Linked DNA regions of Homo sapiens: region 2 is linked to region 1. Evidence: chromatin loops called from intact Hi-C (ENCODE). Cell type or tissue: tibial artery. All regions are shown on one strand. Each heading gives the region's core, and the rest is flanking DNA. Links, peaks and the distances in the headings are about the cores only.

The links. Peaks named below come from ENCODE experiments on the same cell type or tissue, not always from the same donor. Only the 100,000 strongest peaks of a DNase experiment are listed, where the experiment ranks them.
Region 2: a loop joins it to region 1, with 2.1 times the contacts of the local background. A loop is called at or near these places in 13 of 110 quality-filtered maps.

The regions. Positions count from the first base shown.
Region 1 is chr14:31,142,780-31,148,165 of GRCh38, forward strand. It overlaps HECTD1 (HECT domain E3 ubiquitin protein ligase 1), which reads right to left. Exons shown (of 43, transcript NM_015382.4): 16 at 2,028-2,162; 17 at 1,332-1,478. It also overlaps the pseudogene RNU6-541P. Among named protein-coding and RNA genes, the nearest start is that of HECTD1, 62 kb to the right of the region's middle. In tibial artery, for the core only: no CTCF peak of the experiment used is centred there; no DNase peak of the experiment used is centred there.
Region 2 is chr14:31,088,337-31,093,722 of GRCh38, forward strand. AP4S1 (adaptor related protein complex 4 subunit sigma 1) reads left to right here. Exons shown (of 6, transcript NM_001128126.3): 6 at 4,571-5,386. The coding sequence ends at 4,699. Among named protein-coding and RNA genes, the nearest start is that of STRN3, 65 kb to the left of the region's middle. In tibial artery, for the core only: no CTCF peak of the experiment used is centred there; a DNase peak (open chromatin) is centred at 2,635; H3K27ac peaks cover 2,393 bases.

The DNA.
Region 1 (5,386 bases), core at 204-5,203:
TAAGATCAAGAAATCAACTCTGGCCAGGCACAGTGGCTCACACCTGTAATCCCAGCACCTTGGGAGGCCAAGGAAGGCAGATCGCTTGAGCCCAGCCTAGGCATCATGGCGAACACACAGATGCACATACACACATGCACACACACTAAAAAGAACTGAGTAGTCCACGTTTCAGCAGTACATATACCAAAACTGAAATGATACAGAGAAGATTAGTATGGCCCTTGCACAAGGATGACACACAAATTCGTGAAGCATTCCAAATTTTTAAAAATATAATTAATTAATTAATTAAATAAAACTAAGTAGAACTGAAATGAATATAATTCTTTTATTAAAATAAAGGAAAAAAGAGCCAGGTGCAGTGGCTCATGCCTGTAATCCCAGCACTTGGGAGGCAAAGGCGGGCGGGTCACTTGAGGTCAGGAGTGCGAAACCAGCCTGGCCAACATGACAAAACCTCGTCTCTACTAAAAATACAAAAATTAGCCGGGCGTGGTGGCAGGTGCCTGTAATCCCAACTACTCAGGAGGCTAAGGCAGGAGAATCACTTGAGCCCAGGAGGCAGAGGCTGCAGTGAGTCAGGACTGCGCCACTGCACTCAAGCCTGGGCGACAAAGCGAGACTCTGTGTCAAAAATAAATAAATATATAAACAAAGGAAAAAAGTTTTACCACAATAAAGAGACATTCTTAAATCGAAAAAATATATAAGGTTATTAGCAAATATTTATCAAATTTTCACATAAACTTCCTAAACTTTTTTCCTTTTAACTCATCTGTATTTGTTGTAACTTTAAGCAGAATGTGACTCGAGCGCTACATTTCCATCCACAAGACTGAGTCTGAGTTATTTTTGAACAGCTTTATGATATGCTTAGGTAGGCTTATAACTTTGCTCCTCCAAACAACACTTTTCTTTGGAAAACAAGCCCTGTGGAGAGTTCCTTCCATCATAAACTTCCTAAACTTTCATTGTTCACACATTATGCATATAACTTGGGTACTTAAGGTCTACAGACATATTCTATTTTATATAACTTATGTAAAAATCAGAGGAGTGAATAATAACAAATCAAGCTGAAGTGTTTTTAGTCAACAAAACCTTTAGCAAATTATAACTGGGAACTTAGAAATCAAAATAAACAATTATTTAATTCATTTGGCTCAAACTAATCATAAAACCTAAAGGCTGAAGAAATTAGAAATATTAACATCATTCAGCTTTTAAATATTTCTTGACAAAACAAACTAAAAACCACTCTACCGAAGGAGTAACTACAAATAATTTTTAAAACTGTATTTTTGTTCTTTACTACTTGATAAACTTACATTGTTTAACACAGTAAGAAGTGCTTGTACCAAGCCACTGCTACACATTTCATATGGTGAAATTGTGTTTTCATCCTTCAAAAGTACAATTAGGTTTTCTAAAGCTGTCTTCATTAAATCTCTCCAAGTGTTCTCACTCTCAATACACTAAAAGAAAAAAAAATTTAATGAAGGCAATCAAAAACATAAACATAGCTCTTAAAATAACTTATCAGAACATCAATTATCATGACAATAATTTAGATATTAAGCAAAATTAAAAGTTCAAATTATTAACACAAATTATGTCTACCAGAGGTCAGCAAACGTTTTCGTAAAGGGCCCAGTGCAAACAGTTTAGGCTTTGCAGGCCATATAGTCTACATCACAGCTATTCAACCACGCCCCTGTAGCACCAAAGTAGTCATAGACAATATGTAAATGAATAAGCATGGCTATGTGTGATTAAATTATATGGATACCGAAATCTGATTTTCATGTGTCTTGAAATTGTCCTTCTGGTTTGTTTTCAATCATTTAAAAGTATAAAAACCATTCTTACCTCATAAAGCCATACGAAAATGGGGAGCAGGCCAGATTTGGCTCCTGGGCCATAATTTGCTGACCCCCTACTCAATACCCATGACATAAAGGATAGAGGGGAAGACATCAAACTAAAATTCACTACATATCATTAAAATCTAGAGGATGACATACTTGTCTATTTGTATGAAGTTCCCAAGATGACTCTAACTGAGTTGCTATGTTTCTGAGTGTTACCACTACTCCACGAGGCATGCTTTCAACAGCTTTAAAATGGTCATCGTATAAATCTCGAGCCATAGTTCGTACCTACCAAAATAAACACAACAAATGTGAATTTTTACAATTAATAATTTTACCAAATCTTCACTTTTATAGACACTCGTATTTACATATTTCACCACGAAAAGGTACGTATGTACTGTCATTTGGGCACAAATGAGCTCTCGAAGTTACAGTTATTTGAGGAAACAACCTATGTATGTTCTGGGTCTGATGAAATTTAGTACATGATATTATTTAAAAATATATGCTTAAGTAATGTAAATTTAGGATTCACCTAATGCCATTTTAATCCCAAACAAACCCAGCATAACTCTAATGCAACAGAAAAAAACGTATCTCTCTAAACTACTTAATAATACTTTCTATTCTATTTTGGTATGCCCTTCAGAATTAAAAGATGGCAATCATGGATATAAGACAAGTTTGAAGAAACTATCTCTTTATAAAACAGTATTAATAATTAATACTGGTGTGGTGGCTCATGCTTGTAATCCTAGCACTTTGGGAGGCCAAGGCAGGCAGATCACTTGAGGTCAGTCAGGAGTTCAAGACCAGCCTGGCCAACATGGTGAAACCTCGTCTCTACTAAAAATTAAAAATAAAATTAGCTGGGCATGGTTGTGCATGCCTATAGTCCCAGCTACTCAGGAGACTGAGGCGGGACAATCATTTGAACCCGGGAGGTGGAGGCTGCAGTGAGCCAAGATTGTGCCAGTGCCTGGGTGACAGAGCAAGACTTTGCCTCAAAAAATAAAAAAAAATAAATAAATTAGTTAAAATTATTTTTGCCTAAAATATTTTGATGCATACTTGTTTATATATGCAAAAGGATAGCCACCTACTCACTGAGTTGCTACTGATTTCAAATCAAGAAAGTGAAGCAGTAATTTTTAAAATTTTTTTCTTACAATTTCAACTTTTATTTTAGATTCGGGGTACATGTGCAGGTTACATGGGTATACTGTGTGATGTTAAGGTTTGCAATACAAATGATCTCAACACCCAGGTAGTGAGCATAGTACCCAACAGTTCTGGAACCCTTGCCACCCTCACTCCACACCCTCCATAATTTTTTTTTTTTTAATGAGAATACAGGATTGAGACAATGTCCTCACTGATTTTTTTTAGTTTGTGTTATGAAATTTCAGTATCCTGTAGTCTAGATTTGGTTGGTTAATACGACATATTAGATATTCCAAAAAACTCTTGAGGTAGGTGATTTATAGTCAGATTATTCAACGGTTCCATGCTTGCAAATATGAGTATTCATTAAAATTTGTAACCTCAAAATCAATCATTGCAGAGCTTTCACATTCATTGACAGACATGCACAGTGCAGCAATAAATTTAAGGTGCCCAATATGCATGTTCCCAGCAGAATTCAAAAAGGTGACACTCTTTCTTGCTTCAGGTCTCATACTATAAACAAGTGCCCTATTCACAATCTACTTAGTGTCACATATTTTGAATTTTGGGGCTTTTTCTTCCTGATTTCATTGTTTAAAATGGCCCCCAAACATAGTGCTTAAGTGCTATCCAGTGTTTCTAAGCACAAGGAGACTGTGACGTACCTTGCAAGAAAAAAAAAAAAAAAGTGTGTGCTAAAATAAGCTTTGTTCAAGCATAGCAGTGCTGTTGGCCAGTTCAATATTAATAAATCAACAATACATATCAGGCTGGGCGCAGTGGCTTTTGGGAGGCCAAGGCGGGCAGATCACTTGAGGTAGGAGTTTGAGACCAGCCTGGCCAACATGGTGAAACCCCGTCTCTACTAAAAATGCAAAAATGAGCCGGGCATGGTGGCGCGCACCTGTAATCCCAGGTATTTGGGAGGCTGAGGCAGGTGAATCGGTTGAACCTGGAAGGCGGAGGTTGCAGGGAGCTGAGACTGTGCCACTGCCCTCCAACATAGGAAACAGAGTGAGACTCTGTCTCAAAAAACAAAAAACAATACATAGCAAATAAGGTGTCTTTAAACAAAAACATACTAAAAAACAAGGTGAAAAAATGTTGTCACAACAGGCCTTAGGCCTAGAAGAAATCTAACCCAGTATTTCTCCCACAAGCAATGGTTCAGTATTCACAATAACTTTATAAAATGTAACTACTGTTGGCCGGATGTGGTGGCTCATGCCTGTAATCCCACTACTTTGGGAGGCCGAGGCAGGTGGATCACTTGAGGTCAGGAGATGGAGACTATCCTGGCTAACACAGTGAAACCCTGTCTCTACTAAAAATACAAAAAAGTAACTGGGCATGGTGGTACGTGCTTGTAGTCCCAGCTACTCGGAAGGCTGAGGCAGGAGAATCACTTGAACCTGGGGAGGCAGAGGTTGCAGTCAGCCGAGATCGCACCGCTGCACTCCAGTCTGGGTGACAGAGTGAGAATCCATCTCAAAAAAAATAAAAATAAAAATAAATAAATAAAAAAGCTATGTTCTTTCCAAAGTATACCACCTGCAAATATCTTTGGGATAACCTAGCACATTCAAACAGGAAATAAAGATGTGAACATCTTTATATAAAACATCCGCTTCAAATGAAAACCACTATCACAGGACTGGCACAGTGGCAAATGCCTGTAATCCCAGCACTTTGGAAGGCTAAGGAGGGTGGATCACCTGAGGTCAGGAGTTTCAGACCAGCCTGGCCAACATGGTGAAACCCCGTCTCTACTAAAAATACAAAAAATTAGCTGGGCATGGTGGCAGGCACCTGTAATCCCAGCTACTCAGGAGGCTGAGGCAGGAGAATAGCCTGAACCCAGGAGGCAGAGGTTACAGTGAGCTGAGACTGCACCATTCTACAGTTTGGGCATCAAGAGCGAAACCGAGTCTCAAAAAAAACATTACAAGGGTTTCACTAAGTTTGTTTAAAAAAAAAAACAGAAACATCATTATTACAATTTCTCTGGTCAAAGCCATAAAAACACAAGAACTCTCCCCTAATCCTAATCATATACAAGTATTCTTTGCATACTGTATTTAAAAACTATCTTAGAACCAGGCATAGCGCCTGTAGTCCCAGCTACTTGGGAGGCTGAGGCAGGAGGATTACTTGCACTCAGGTATTTTAGACCAGCCTGGACAATACAGAGAGACTGTTTCAAAACAAAGCAAATTAAAAAAATCCTATTTTATATTACCATTATAGGTAAAATAAACATACTAGTCACCAGAAAATGTTGACTCTAACTATGAGATTATCTTACTTTTTTTTAAAAATGAAAAAAAAAATGCAAGAACAAT
Region 2 (5,386 bases), core at 185-5,184, 54 kb before region 1:
AGTTATGAGAAGCAAGAGAGATTTAGGGGAAAAATGAGAATAATAACAGGCTCGTTGACCCACCTCTGACTTTCATATTTAATTTTGCATAAGCCTACATAAACTTTAAGCAAAACCACAGCTGGGTATCCTGTTGTTCTCAGAATATGAGTAGGCCTTTAATGAAAACCTACTTTAAAAAAAGATAACAGCCAGGCGCGGTGGCTCACGCCTGTAGTCCAAGCACTTTGGGAGGCTGAGGCAGGCGGATCACCTGAGGTCAGGAGTTCGAGACCAGCCTGGCCAACATGGTGAAACCTCACTTCTACTAAAAATACAAAAATTAGCGGGGCGTGGTGGCACGCACCAGTAATCCCAGCTACTCAGGAGGCTGAGGCGGGAGGATCGCTTGAACCTGGGAGGCGGAGGTTACAGTGAGCCAAGATTGCACCACTGCTCTCCAGCCTGGGCAACAGAGTAAGACTCCATCTCAAAAAAAAAAAAAAAAAAAAAAAGTCCTTTTCAGTGGCCTCATTAGCAAGAGACAAAATGTGAACAGGGCCGGGCACAGTGGCTCATGCTTGTAATTCCAGCACTTTGTGAGGCCGAGAAAGGCAAAGTGCCGCACTTCAGCCCAGGGGTTCAAGACCAGTCTGGGCAAGATAGTGAAACCCCGTTCCTCCAAAAAATATAGAAATTAGATGGGCGTGGCAGCGCACCTGTGGTCACAGTTAATTGGGAGGCTGAGGTGGGAGGATCACTTGAGCACAGGAGGTCGAGGCTGCAGTGAGCCAAGATTGTGCCACTGCACTCCAGCCTGGGCAACAGAGTAAGACTTTGTCTTAACCAAAAAAAAAAAAAAAAAAGTGAACAGAAGACTATACTATACTACAAGAAGAATGTCTCCAGGACTATGCAGAATCTTCATGATGATAGCCTTCTATATGGTAGTATTTTCTGGGGGAAATGTGAACACAGTGGCCCTTGGCCACTTACCTAATTTGGTGGGAAATTAAAGTATGAATAATGAGAAAGCAAGTTTTCCCACCCTACATATTTTGTTAAAGAACACTTAGCTAGAATATTTTTTAAAAAAAGAAATAAAATGAGAAACCAAGGGATCTGAGACCCAAATCTAGAGTTAGAAATTGTAGTTTCTAGGTTGGTCTCTGCCGTGGAATTCCTTTTGAGGTTCCATTTGAGTCTGTGCTGCTCAGTTTCTCACTTGTTAAAGGATAATTTGATTGCCACTATGGTGTTAAAATACTCATGATGGAAAAGTGTTTTATTTTCCAGAGATCAAAATTCCAATGTTGGGGCCAGGCGTGGTGGCTCACGCCTGTAATCCCAGAACTTTGGGAGGCTGAGGCAGGCAGATCACTTGAGGTCAGGAGTTATAGAGACCAGCCTGGCCAACATGGCAAAACCTCGTCTCTACTAAAGATACAAAAAAACTAGCTGGGTGTGGTGGCACATGCCTGTACTCCCAGCTACTCAGGAGGCTGAGGCACAAGAGTTCCTTGAACCTAGGAGATGGAGGTTACAGTGAGCCTAGATCACCCCACTCCACTCTAGCCTGAGCAACAGAGAGAAGCTGCGTCTAAAAAAAGATAAAATTCCAATGTTGGGACCATAAACATTTCAATCACTGTATTTATTTTTATTTTCATTTTTATTTATTTATTTATTCTGAGACAGAGTCTTACTCTGTTGCCCAGACTGGAGTGCAGTGGCACAGTTTTGGCTCTCTGCAACCTCCGCCTCCGAGGTTCAAGTGATTCTCCTGCCTTAGCCTCCCGAGTAGCTGGGATTACAGGCGTGTGCCACCATGCCCAGCTAATTGTATTTTTAGCTGAGACAGGGTTTCACCATATTGGCCAGGCTGGTCTCGATCTCCTGACCTCACGTAATCTGCCCACCTCAGCCTCCCAAAGTGCTGGGATTACAGGTGTGAGCCACCGTGCCCGGCCTCATTTCAATCACTGTAATTAAAAAGTTGATTTCAAGTGGCACTAATATTCCAGGAGCCCTACGATGTTCAATTCCAATCCACATGATGTGAAAATTCAGAAAGGCTCTTAGGTTTGTAGGTTGGGAGAAAGTGGACTTCAGTAACTCCGCTCTTTGGGAGATTGTTTCTAGCTCATGTCAGCTCAACCTTAGGGAGCCCATGAAAGAAAACAAGTTGCCTGAGGATCTTTAGAGTCAGTCAAGTTCATTATAGCCTGAAGGTAAGACTGTCTTTCAATAGCCATTCTGAGCTCACTACATTAGTATACCAACAGTCTGGGCCCTTCTTACTTCCTCCTATTTCAAATGTCACCATTGCAGTGTGTTTATTCCATGGGCTTAGCATATAGGGTATTTTTTGGTCCCTGCTTACCTGGCACATGGCCTAAATGCCATTACTCTTGGCCTCACCAGGGTGTACAAGTTGCTCATAAACCAAATCAAGATGTAAACAACAGCTGGATTCTTATTTTAAAAGAGTCACAAGATTCCAGGGGGAAATCAGCTTTCAGGCCTTTGCCTCACATTGGATTTGGTCTGTAGTTTCCCCATATAGTGCCAGAAAGCTGCATGATTATTAGAGTTTGAGTCAGATACACAGATACACAGGCACAGTCACATGTCCACAGTATACAGTGACCTCACTGAGCAACTCATGTTTCCAGGATGTTGGGAAATTGACTTGCTGGAGGACCTTGTCCTTGTTCCTTGTAATGTGGGGATGTCAGTGGTTTATATGATTTAGCAGTAAATTCTGATCTGAATTTCAAAACAATTGGGCAGTTGCTCAAGGGGACATCTGAACAGCAGATCATCTGCTTGCCAAAGATGGGGCAGTCCACAGAGCAGCTTGATCCCCGAACTAATTCATGGGTTAAAATTAGATTTCCTTGTATCTCAAAGAAAGTTATCTTGGAGAAGGCGACATTTTCAAAGGCACTAAGGCTTTCATTGCCCTTAGTGAATATAACAGGAAGGTTCTCCAGGCCATTTTTCACGTAGCCACCTGTGCTTCTTAGCTCTGCCTTTCTATATATACCTGGCTGCCATTCCCACTTTGTCTCACCTAAGTTCTGGCTTCTGGGTCTAGTGAACAGGTTAGAGTCAAGGGCCTAACATTCCAGTCCCAGTTTGGCCGTGGGACAAAGCAATCATCTGTATAATTGAAAGACAGTATTAATAGGTATATCAGAATAACGCTTTTTTTTTTTTTTCTGGGTCACTTAAGGACAGTTCCCATGGGTCCTTGGAAAACAGTTTATTCTGCTGGAGGACTATTTGCACAGAGCTTAATGAGATATTCACACAGAGCCTAATAAAAACTTTAAAGTCATTCACCATTTGTCCTATTCTGTGTAGTTGCACTTCACTAAGCAAATACAGTGTAGACTTTGAATATCTGGTCTGGTTGAAAAAAATCAAAGGGAACAATTCACTTTACAAAGATTTAATTTTGAACTCCGCTAGTGCATTTAATTACCTATTTGTTGAATGAAGTTTATTTGAAACAATCTGTCAACTGTTTTTGTTTTTGTAACAGACCAGGATCATGCTCTTTAAGTAGACAGAGAACTTCAGATATTAAGGTGTAAAACTGAGAAACATTCATTGTCATCATCTCATTCCAGTTCCCCTTCTTTCACCAAAGAAAAGTTAGGTATTCAGTTGAAGGGATTCTTGAGGGAAGTATTTAGTTCTTTGTGGTTTGCTAGACATCATAGTCTAACAATATTTTCTTCTTTCCCCATGCCCCATACTAACTTCCCAGTAAGAACACCTGTAAGCCAAAGTGGCTCCATCATTCTCAAATGACTTCTTAGAACTACCCATTTGTAAGAGATACTGTCTTGAAATCCAGAAATTTTATTATGCCCTGCCTTCTTCATTCATTTTCTCCTCATAGTTATTTTTACATCAGTCTGTCTGACAGAGAAGAAAACTGAAGGTACAAGGCATTTATTTTGGGGTGGAGGTTTGGGGGCTGAGGAGGGAGGTGTCTAGCCCCTCCTGAGGAGCCTATAAGCAGAGCAGTCAAGCCCAAGCTTTGGGTTTAAATTCAAACCTGGCATTTACTAGCCATGTGACCTTGGACTATGCTTTGAACCTGTTTGATCCTGGGTAAACTGAGGATAATATGTAACAACATACATCAGAGATTTGTAGAGGGCTGAAACTCAACACACTGTCTGGAACGGGAGTATTCAACAAATCGTTGCTACTGTTACTATTATTGTCTGGGAAGACAACACTATTTTTGAGTTAAGGTCATTCTCTTGCCACATGACACTGCTGTGTTCTCTAGCACTTAGTAGACCCCCTATCCCTTTGGTTAAAAAATGTAGCTGTTTCATTTTTATCCCTACTTATCCTGTTAGCTTAACCAAGGTGAAACTAGGTATGTATATATGAAGGTAACAATTTCTAATATGGATGCCAGTTTTAAATTTAATTTCAGAAATTTTGTACAAAAAACCTCATGCTTAGGCTAATTTACACTGGGAACACTCTAGGTTAAGCCATAAATTTTTACTGAATGTTAATAATTTTTAACTTTAAACTAATTTCCTTAATATAACCGTAGATAATGTTTAATTTGGATAAAGTACACATCATTTTGGATGAGATGGTGTTAAATGGCTGCATTGTGGAAACTAACAGGGCAAGAATTCTTGCCCCTCTACTAATTCTTGATAAGATGTCAGAAAGCTGAAAGGAAGTCTCTTCGAGACAATATGGATTTATCAGAAATGCGAGTACCGTGGAATACATCTCAACATGTTAACCCAGAAGAATCTGGAAGACCACAATTACAAAATGGGGTATCCTTCCAAAGACATTATAAATAGGCATTTTCCACAGTTCCTAAAAAGAAAACACAACTGTACTTTAAAATATGTACAAAGAAAAAAATTTCTTTAAACTGAGAGAGAAGTTTTATTTTCTAATTGTAAACATATCTGTCGCACTTTAAATTCTGTTGAGCACCTAAGGAACCCTTCTTGGTCTATGCTTCTTTTGCAAATTGAATTCAGGAATAGCAGGATGGTAGTGGGAAGAAAGTATGGCAGTTTTCCGTCAGCCAATAAAGTTTTAAAATTTAAACACAAGGCATTTTGAGTAACGCTGTTTTCTGAAAGCTATTTTTTTTTTTTTGAGACGGAGTCTAGTCTAGCTGTGTCACCTGGCACATTCTCGGCTCACTGCAACCTCCACTTCCGGGGTTCAAGCGATTCTCCTGCCTCAGCCTCCGAGCTGGGACTACAGGCATGCACCACCACACCTGGCTAATTTTTGTATTTTTAGTAGAGACAGGGTTTCACCATGTTGGCCAGGCTGTCTCAAACTCCTGACCTCAGGTGATCTGCCTGCCTCAGCCTCCCAGAACGCTGGGATTACA